2 separate regions of the Homo sapiens genome follow, and region 2 is linked to region 1. A link is a loop called in an ENCODE intact Hi-C map of the cell type or tissue named here. Cell type or tissue: A673. All regions are shown on one strand. Links, peaks and the distances in the headings refer to the core of each region. The heading gives the core; the rest is flanking DNA.

Evidence for each region. Hi-C counts contacts between places; a loop is a spot of excess contacts. Peaks named below come from ENCODE experiments on the same cell type or tissue, not always from the same donor. Only the 100,000 strongest peaks of a DNase experiment are listed, where the experiment ranks them.
Region 2: a loop joins it to region 1, with 2.9 times the contacts of the local background. A loop is called at or near these places in 5 of 110 quality-filtered maps.

Annotation. Positions count from the first base shown.
Region 1 is chr16:88,434,614-88,441,273 of GRCh38, reverse strand. It overlaps ZNF469 (zinc finger protein 469), which reads right to left. Exons shown (of 3, transcript NM_001367624.2): 3 at 521-6,660. The coding sequence ends at 1,942. Among named protein-coding and RNA genes, the nearest start is that of ZFPM1, 15 kb to the left of the region's middle. RefSeq lists a silencer at 3,675-3,824. In A673, for the core only: CTCF peaks have their summits at 3,505 and 3,706 (motif pointing right); a DNase peak (open chromatin) is centred at 3,773.
Region 2 is chr16:87,955,724-87,958,223 of GRCh38, reverse strand. The region is part of intron 1 of BANP (BTG3 associated nuclear protein); the gene reads right to left. Among named protein-coding and RNA genes, the nearest start is that of BANP, 5.5 kb to the right of the region's middle. RefSeq lists enhancers at 1,269-1,328, 747-1,689, 1,759-1,878. In A673, for the core only: a CTCF peak has its summit at 1,229 (motif pointing left); a DNase peak (open chromatin) is centred at 1,203; H3K4me3 peaks cover 341 bases; H3K27ac peaks cover 1,715 bases.

The DNA.
Region 1 (6,660 bases), core at 2,670-5,169:
GGGGAGGCCCGAGGGTGGCAGAGCCCAGTCCCCACGCCTATCCTCCCTCAGCCCAGCCCCATCGCTCCCTGGGTCCCCCGGGCTGCTTCTGATGTGGGGGAGGGGCGCCAGGGCACCTCAGCCTCCCGTCTGTTCCTCCTGGGGGGTGAGGGGGGGCCTCAGTGAGGATGGCCGGGGTGGGCCTGCCCCTTTCTGGAAAACCTGGGCCAGCCCCCACTGCTGAAGGGGTGGTGTGTTCCTCCTGGGGGCGGGGGAGGTCCTCAGTGAGGATGGCCGGGGTGGGCTTGCCCCTTTCTGGAAAACCTGGAACACCCACTGCTGAAGGGGTGTTCTTAGGACACAGCCATGGCTGCATCACTGGGTCCTGCACGAGGTCCCGCAGCCCCGGCTGGGCCCTTGGCCCACGGTGGCCCGAGAGTGGCAGCTGGCGCAGACACCCTGGGAGCCAAGTTCTGAGGCTCAGGGAGGTGCAGACCAGGGATGGGGGCCGGCGGGAGGACAGACGTCACGCAGCTGGAGGTTTTCTGCGAAAATAGTGGGAATATATTTGAAAAGACAAGTCACTATGATGTTTACAGTACAACCTCAGGGCCCCTCCGCACTTGGTTTGCGACACTCCGGAGGCGTTTTGAATGGCCTACAACACCTTCCAGAGAGGCGGTCTGGGCCTGATTTGGTCTCTTTCAAATATCAAAATAAAAACTTTTGACGTACACATTGCACCCAAGTAAAAACTAAACAATAGAGCAAAACAAACCATGGATCTTCAAGATACTTATGGAGAGAAGGGTGAGAAGGAAGCCCTCTCACCCTTTGACCCACCTTCACAGGCACGACGCTGTGAGAGGACACGTGCGTCCCAGGCCTGGGTTGGGTCGGTGCATGAGGGTGCCCTGGCCAGGGCAGCGGCTCTGCAGCCCCAGCCCTGAGCATCCCCGTCTGGCAGCACAGACCTCAGGCTTGCAGCCCGGCAGGGGAGGCAGGGAGAGCGCCGCCATGCAGGTGCCCGTGCCCTCGACAAGCCATGGTGGGGCCTCCCTGACCCCGTCTGTCCCACCCAATACCCCCATTAAAAAAAAAAATCAAGGAAGCCTGTATTCACATTACAACACAAAAATAGCACCAGAAACTTCAGAGTAACATTGCAAATAGGCGGAGCCCAGAGCTCCGTACAGCAGGGAGGCTCTAGAGGGCGGCCATGGAGGCTGGGAGGGAACGAGGAGGGCCCGCGGGAGCTGGCACAGGGGCGGTTTCTTCCCAGTTCCATACGGGAACCCGGTTCCTGGGGTCAAGGTGTGCTAGAGATGGGCTTTTCTCCCGCAGAGCAAATGGAGGCTGGCATGACCCTGTGGTCAGAGGGAGGAGGCATGACCCTGTGGTCAGAGGGAGGAGGCCTGTTGTGCTCTTGGGGGACCAGGCGGCTCAGAAGCAACCCTTCTAAGTAGTGAGCACTGCCTTCCCCCACGTGGTTTCTAAGGTCACTTTGGAATTCCAGCAACAGCAGCAAGACTAAGAGGGAACCTACCACCATCCCACGGCTGCCTCAACTTACTTCCCTTCTCCATGTGGGGGAACGGGAGGTTGTGCAAATCTCCAAACATTGGCTTCTGTGGTGTCGGTGCCCACAGGGCGCAGGGGTGTGGGCTGAGGGGATGGGCTGCTGTCTCTTCAAGTACTTGGTACCAAGAAAACAGCTGTGTGGTCTCAAAAGGGCTGCAGTGGCCCCGTCTTTCACCCCCAGCCTTCCAGCAAGAAAGGGAATGCTGCCCACCTGGGCCCTGTTCAAAGCATCACCACCTCAGCTCTGACATCAAGGCCTGAGCAGTTGCACAAGAAGTCAAGTGGCCACAGAGTGGACCATCTCAGGGAGCCGGAGCTGGCCAAGGAGGCAGGCCGAGACAGGAACGCCCAGCTCCGGTCCCAGGCTCTTGCTCCTAGAAATTACTCGGAAGCATCTTTCTTTAAAGGGATTTTGAAGCCAGTTAGTCTCTGCCCGAAGAGCTGGCTGAGGAGGTCACTCTGGGCCTCGGCCGTCCGGTGGGTGTGTGGCTCGGCAGGTTCAGCACCGTGGACAGCTGTGCCCCTCTTGGGGGGCCTGAGCAGGGGTCTCCCCTGGGGGAAGGCCTTGCCCAGTCTGTCCTTCCTCTGTGTGTGGCCCGGCTCTGCCTTCCGCTGCTCTGATGGTGGCGGCCTGGGTTTGTTCTGGCTGTTGGGCTTGGGCTTGGTCGGGAGCACGCGGCTGGGAGTTGCCTGCTTCCGAGGGGTCCGGGGGGGCTTGTCAGGGGCTGAGGGGGCTCTCCCGAAGCTCCCCACACTTTCACTCCTGGCTGGCCCTGGGACCTGGCCCTTTTTCCTCTTCGTACTGCTCTCTCCCTTCTCCTTGGGACCTAGGCTCCCGTGGGGCCCCTGCTCACCAGCTTCCCTTGGCCCCTTGGTGCAGCTCTTGGCTTGGGCTCGAGCGGGGAGCCTCTCTGGTGCAGGGCTCCGGCTGGGGAAGCTGGGCTTGGCTGGGGTGGTGGCTGTCTCGCTCTGGAGCTGCCCGCTGGCTGGCTGGGGCTGGCTGCCACCTCCTGTCTTGGTGCCGGGGCGAGGGCTTCCACTGCCCTGGGAGCTGGGGCCGGGTTTGGCTTTGGGGGTGGCGGGCTTCATCCCATTCTCTGTGCCACGGGCCAGCTCCCCGGGTGCCAGGCTCCCCACCGCCTTCCTTGGGTGCACTGGGAACTTGAGTGCTTTGCTGGGGGTGGATGCTGCCGACCTGTCCTTTGATGAGCTCTGGCAGCCCGCAGGCTTGGTGGCGCTGCCCTTGTGGAAGGCGCCTCGGGGCCCCCCCTCAGACACCATGTGGCTTGAGGACACCTCCTTCTCTTTCTGAAGTAGGTGGTCTTCCTGGAAATGGTCAGGGGCACACCTGCCACGGGCACCCGGGGCCCTGCGTTTCCCTGAGAACACGAGAGGAGCCCTCTTTCCCTCCGCATCTTGGCCTCTGGCTCCCGGCCGCGGCAGAGATGCCCCCAGAGGGAGAGCTTGCTGGAGAAGAGGCCCGGGGCTGCCTGGGGAAGCCTCGTTCTCTGGCCTCTCCAGGGCTCCGTCCAGCGCGCAGTCTCCTCTGCCATCAGCCAAGGCAGCTGGGAAGGGAGACAGAGACGGCGGGGGACACTCCTGGTGGTTGGATGGCAGCTCACAACCTCTGATCGGGTGGGTCACGGGGTCTACAGGCCTCTCTAGGGTCTCGGGCCATCCCTTGGTGGTGCTGGGAGCCACCTCCGAACACAGGTGGAGCAGGGCCGGGAGAGAGCCCTCACTCAGGATGGGGCTGCTTCCCCGGGGAGGAGGCCTGTCCTCGCCGGGCCCAGGGGCACTGCCGGGCATGGCCACCCTGCGCCGTTTGCTGGGCAGTGTGCCCTCGAGGGCCCGGGCCTTCTGTCCCGGCGCTCCCGGCCTCCGCACGCCGCGGAACGCGAAGGGCTGCCGCCCCCCCCTGAGGTGCTTGTTCATGTGGCGGTCGAACTGCTCCTTCTTGGCGAAGGTGTAGTTGCAGGAGCTGCAGGCGAAGGACTTCTTGATGATGCGCATAACCGTGGCGCAGAGCTCGCAGGCATACAGCGGCGTGTGCTGCAGCTCCGGCCGCTCCAGCAGCCCGTGCGCCCCGCCCAGGTGTGCCAGCAGCTCCCCGTGCTCGGGGTAGACCCGGGGGCACCGGGGGCACAGGTAGACGCGCTGCGGGCTGTGCACCGCCAGGTGGCGCTGCAGCTTGAAGGGCTTGGGGAAGCGCTTCCCGCAGTGGTGGCAGTCGCGGGAGGGGTCCTTGCAGGCCTCGTGCACCGGGGTGGCTTGCAGGAGGGGCTCCCCGCCGGCCCAGGGGTCGGGGGACGGGCTGGGGGTCGTCCTGGGGGGGCCCGGGCTGCCGGCGTCAGCCAGGGCGGTGGCAGAGGCGCTGTCTGGGGTCGCGGCCCCGTCTGGGTTGCTGGGGGTGCTGCGTGCCCGGGGTTTCGCCCTCTCGCCCGGGCTGTCTTTCTTGGCTTCTCCCTCTTGCCCCCACGGGTCTCCCGGGCTCCCGGCGGCCTTGCCGGCGGAGCGCTTGCCCCTGTGGTGTTTGGGCGCGGGTTCCGTGATGCTGTTCAGAAGGTGGGCGACAGCGCTGCTGCCCTCCAGGCCTCCGGGCAGGTCCCCCAAGGACCTCCGCGCCTGCCCCCTGCGGGCGAAGCGGACCGCGTGCTCACGCAGGTGCTCGTTGTACATCCAGACGTCGGCCACCTCCTTCAGGCACATGCCGCACGCCCAGGGCCCGGCCTTGCTCTGCGCGTGCCTCTCCTGCAGGTGCCCCCGCAGCAGCTCCCGCGAGCCAAACCTGCGCTCCACGCACATGTAGCAGGTGGGCGGCGGCGCGGGCGTGTGGGCCAGCTTGTGCAGGTCCAGCTCGCCCAGGCTGCGGAAGCGCTGGAAGCACACTTTGCACTTGTAGGAGGCCCGCCTGCCCTTGGCCGGCCGGCCTCTGCCTTGGGCCCTCCCTGCCCCTGCAGCCTCCTCTGTCCTTCGGCTCTGTGGCCCCTGTGAGCTCGCCGTGCCCTCGAAGTCTAAGAAGCTGGGGCCGGGGAGACCCACGGGGTCTTCAAAGGGTCCCAGAAAGCACAGGTCTTGCATCTCAAACTTGGTGCTGAGCACCTCAAAGTCCGTGGCACGGAGCGGCAGCAGGTGGGTGTTCCCGGGAAGCCCACCGTCACAGCGTTCTCTCTCCAGGCTGGGGGGCTCGGGGCTCACATCTCCGAGAGAAGAGGAGGAGTCATCGGCAGGGGCCGGCATCTCCAGGCCTCGCCAAGCCGCTGGGACCATGTGCAGCTCAGGAATGGCCTCCGGCCGATCGTCCTCGGGGCAGTGGGAGGGCAGCTTCTCTGCACCAGCTTCCCTGCTGGGCTCCAGGGCCCACAGGCTGAGGCCGGGGGCCCAGGGGTCAATGCCAGGCACCCTGCTATTGAGGAACCCATCCAGGAGGAAGGACTCGGGCAGACCTGCGGGATCCTCGTCCTCCCACGGGTCCTCATGGCAGAGGCAGAGGGAGCTGGAGTCGCTGAGGTCCGTGGGCAGGCGGGCTGGGCCCAGCGTGGGGTCACCGCCCTCCTCAAAGCTGGGCTGGGTTGGCAGCGGGAGCACCGGCTTCTCACAGCGCTTCCCGTAGACATGCGGGTTCCTCTTTCTAGTCAAGCGACCGCCTGGAGGGAAGAGCTGGGAGAAAGAGACCTCATCATCAAACAAGCTTGGAGGATCCTTGGCACTGGAGCCAGAGGCATCAGGAGTGGGGCCTTCAGGCCCCTGGACTCCACCCTGGGTGTCTGGGTTGTCCGGGAGGCCCTGGAGGCAGCTGCTGGTGGTGCTGTCCGCCGGAGAGCTGGAAGTCTCGGGAAAACCCAGGGGGCCCAAGGGGGGCGTGTTCTCCTCCCAGACACCTTCCTCTGATCGGCTGTGGGCCCTGCTGCTGTCCTCCGCAGGCTCGCTCCCAGACTCTTTGCACACACCCAACGCCTTGGTCTCTCTTGGTCCCCAGAACCCCCTTGCCGAGGCTCCCTTCTGCCCAGTTGGCTGTTCCCCCAGAGCTGCACCATCCATCCTCCCTGGACACAGCATCCGATCTCCAGGTGGCTTCTGGGCCCCAGTCTCCCCTGCACACAGAGCCTCCTGGTCAGTCTCCGCTGCACCCTCCATCACCCCAGGTCCCAGAGTGGCCAAGCGAGGCGGCTGCTCCCCGTCAGCCTCAGGCCCTCCTTCCACAGAGAGGCAGTGGCTCGGAGAGGCTGCGTAACTGGCCATTGCAGGGGATGGTCTGGAGCCGCGCCCATCTGAAATCACATCAGCAGAGACTGGAAGAATGCTCTCCTCCCGGAGCCTTCTCCCTCTCAGCTTTCCCCTTTTCTTATTTGACTTCCCCTCTGAGTGGCTAGGAGAGTCCACGGTGGGCTCTCGGCGCCACCTCCGGCCTTCTCTTTTTTCTGCCTGTTTGGGATGCAGCTCATCTTCCCTGGCCTGGTCTGGTCTGGGCTTGGAGGCCGGAGTCTTCACATCTACCTCATGCTCAGTAGGGCTTGGAGGGTGCAGCTGCTGGCTGTGTGGGGACCCCGGTGCTCTGAGAACCTCCTTTGAGCCCTGGGCAGGCGGTGGCTGGGTGACGTGGCTGGGGTCTCCCCGTGAGTGATTTGGTCTCTCCTTCCCAGACACCCTGTGGCTTTTCTTCCTGGGCGGCTGGCACTTTTGGGCTAGGGGCTCTAGAGGCTGCTGAGCAGGCAAGGCCGCTGGGCTCGGCTCCGCGGGGGCTCCCGGGTGTGGCCGGTGCTTCCTGGCCTTGTGCCGGCTCAGGCCCGGCCCGGAGCGGAAGGAGGCTGCGCAGACCTCACAGGTCACAGGCCCATGTGGAGCTTGGCCCTTCCACTGGCCGTTCTCTGTAGATGCAGGCTTCTTTTTATAGCCACGGGACCTCTGTTTGAGGTCTTGGGGGCCGAGGGGGTCCCCCTGGGGAGTCTGGTGGGAGGCATTTCTGTGGCTTTGGGGGGAGTCAGACTGGAAGTCACTGGCTGTGCTGCTTGGGGCTGTGGTTCTTCCCAAGCCCAGTCCTGTGGAAGGGCAGGTGACCCTGGGCATCTTGGTAGCACCAGAGCGCCCGGTCTCAGGGGT
Region 2 (2,500 bases), core at 1-2,500, 480 kb after region 1:
ATGTCAGTTTCTAGGGACTCAGAGTTCAAGAACATGAGGGAACGTGGCACAAACGACCAAGGACCACCACCTAACATGACCTACACCACAAAGAGGAGAGCCAGAAATTGTAAGACAACAGGCCAATTATTGCAAACTGTGTTTGCCCACTGACAGTCACAACTGTTGGCTGGGAAACAGGGCACCCAGCCTTCTAAAAACACTTAGGGTGTGAACTTTCTCAATCTCAGGGACGCATTTCGGCAGAAAACGCAGACTGGCAGCGGCAGCACTCTGCTCAGGGACCCACCGCCAGCTCCCACCGACACAAGAGCTGAGCTCACTTGAGGACACGTAGCGGCAGGGGTTGTCCGCATCCTGGCCACCAGCGCCCACAGAGCTTGCAGCATGCCATGATGACAGCAGGGACCGTGGCCCAATTCCCCCCGCGTCATCTGGTGAAAGGTGAAGGCGTTCTGCCATATTTACGGGAAGCGCATTCACACCGGCAAGGAAATGCCAAGCGCGCACCCAGTTCTCCCTCCCGGCTCCATCCAAACGCGTTTCTACTTTCAGAAAGATTAAGCTTTGCTTCCAGATATTTGATGACTTTTCATCTCAAGGGAAAAGGAAAATCACTACAGGCCACAACGGCCTTCTCTCAGACACAGAAGGTAACTGGTCACTAGCGAAAGGTTTGTCAGCGCAGGGCCCTGCGGCAGGCCTCCGTGAGCTTGCCTCAAAACCGCCCCAGGTCTCCTGACAGGACTCCACACCAGCCCACCCGGTCCACACAGGATCCGGTCTCAACCACGACAGAATGTGGACACAGACGAGCAGAGGGGAGGTGACTGCAGCCAATACACACCCCCGATCCATTCTGCCCAGCCTTCCTCAGGTGTTTCACTGCAGCCTCCTCTCAGCCTTTCACCTCCTCAGCCGCCTCTGCTCCATGTGTCCTTCCACAGCTCCCACGCTGTAAGCTGGCGACCTGTGGGTTCCGAATGGAGCACCGCGCCATCCTCCACCACCACTGACCCCTTCCCCAGAGAGACACCTCCCATGGGAGCAGCGAGTCGTGGAGTCTGCTCCACCGTGAACGCTGACGATCCAGAATGTTTAATCAAATTGGACGGTTCTTGACGAAGTGTAGACGCGAAGGATTGCAGAGTGGTTCTTTCCAACAGGAATCAAGTTCATGTGACTTCACAGTATCTCGGCACACCATCTGCTGGCAGCTTAGGAGTTAACACTTCCTGCACATTTTAACCAAAGACACTCACAGGATTCTGCCACGGAGGCCCCGGGGTGCTCCTCTCTCTGAGACTTACGGCACCCCTGAGAGGGGGCTTCTGGGACAGCACTTCATCCTCTGCACGGGGGTCAGGATGGAGGGTGGCGGAGAGTGTTTCTCTACTTCCTGAGGATGGAGACATCGTCTCTTCCAAAGGGGGGGCCAGAGTGGAGTCTTGTACAACAGACAAAGGGAGTCCCAGGCGAGCCCACCGGGACGTGCAGAGGCGGAAACCTGAGCTTGTCTACGACTACAACCAAAGCAGGCTGAGCTTGCCTATGATTACAACCAAAGCAGGCGGCTCTGCAGGCTGGGAAGGCCACGTACCAATCACTCGCCCCATTCTTCTCCTGCAGGGGCTGAAGGGCCCCAGGTGCAGCTGAGAACAAAACAAGTGTAGCTTTTTCAGAGCAAATTGCAAGTGTGTGATTCCACCCAATACTGTTTTCAACTTCCTGAAACTCCTCCCCACGGCCCCCAGGCCCCCAAAGTTCCGGATGGTTCAGAGCACTTCTGCTGACCAAGTCAGATGATGTCATGCTTTCACCACCGTCACCCGTGTGAAGAGAAAATACAGATGTTTATCTACCTCAGGCACAGGGAGGACCTTCTAAAGCTTTCATCTCATTCTCATTCAAACCCTCAAATTGACTTTCCCCAAGAAGTCTTTCCTTCAAAATGAGGAAATGTTTAGTTTCTCTAGATTGCAGTGGCTAAACTGGTGCTGTGAGTTACAGTCATTTTCAAGTCAGCCTTGCGACTCCATGTCATGTCAATCACTTAATCGTGTAACTGGAGTTTTTGGGATTTGTACAGTATCACTGCAGACGAGGAACCCAAAGGCTAACAATCCTGACGGGGGAGCTGCAAGACCACTGAGGCCCACTGCCCAGCACCTGTGCCTGGAGCCCCCAAACCCCTACTCCCTCACCTCCCTCAAGGTTGTGGGAAGGCCTTCCGTGTGGACCAGGGTGCACACACATCACCTGGCCACCTGCCTGCAGGAAATTCTGAGCCTCCCTGTCTTTCAAGACCTGGACACTTGAGACGCACTGGCCAGGACTGTGGTGAGCATCCCTCAGTTTGGGTGCAGCATTTTCTCATGATGAGACTGCATTTCTGGCAACACTGCCAGAGAAGTGATGTGTCTCACTGGGTCCTTGGTGTCAACGTCTTATGACTGATGGTGTTACCCCGATCACTTGCTTCACACAGTATCTGCTGGGT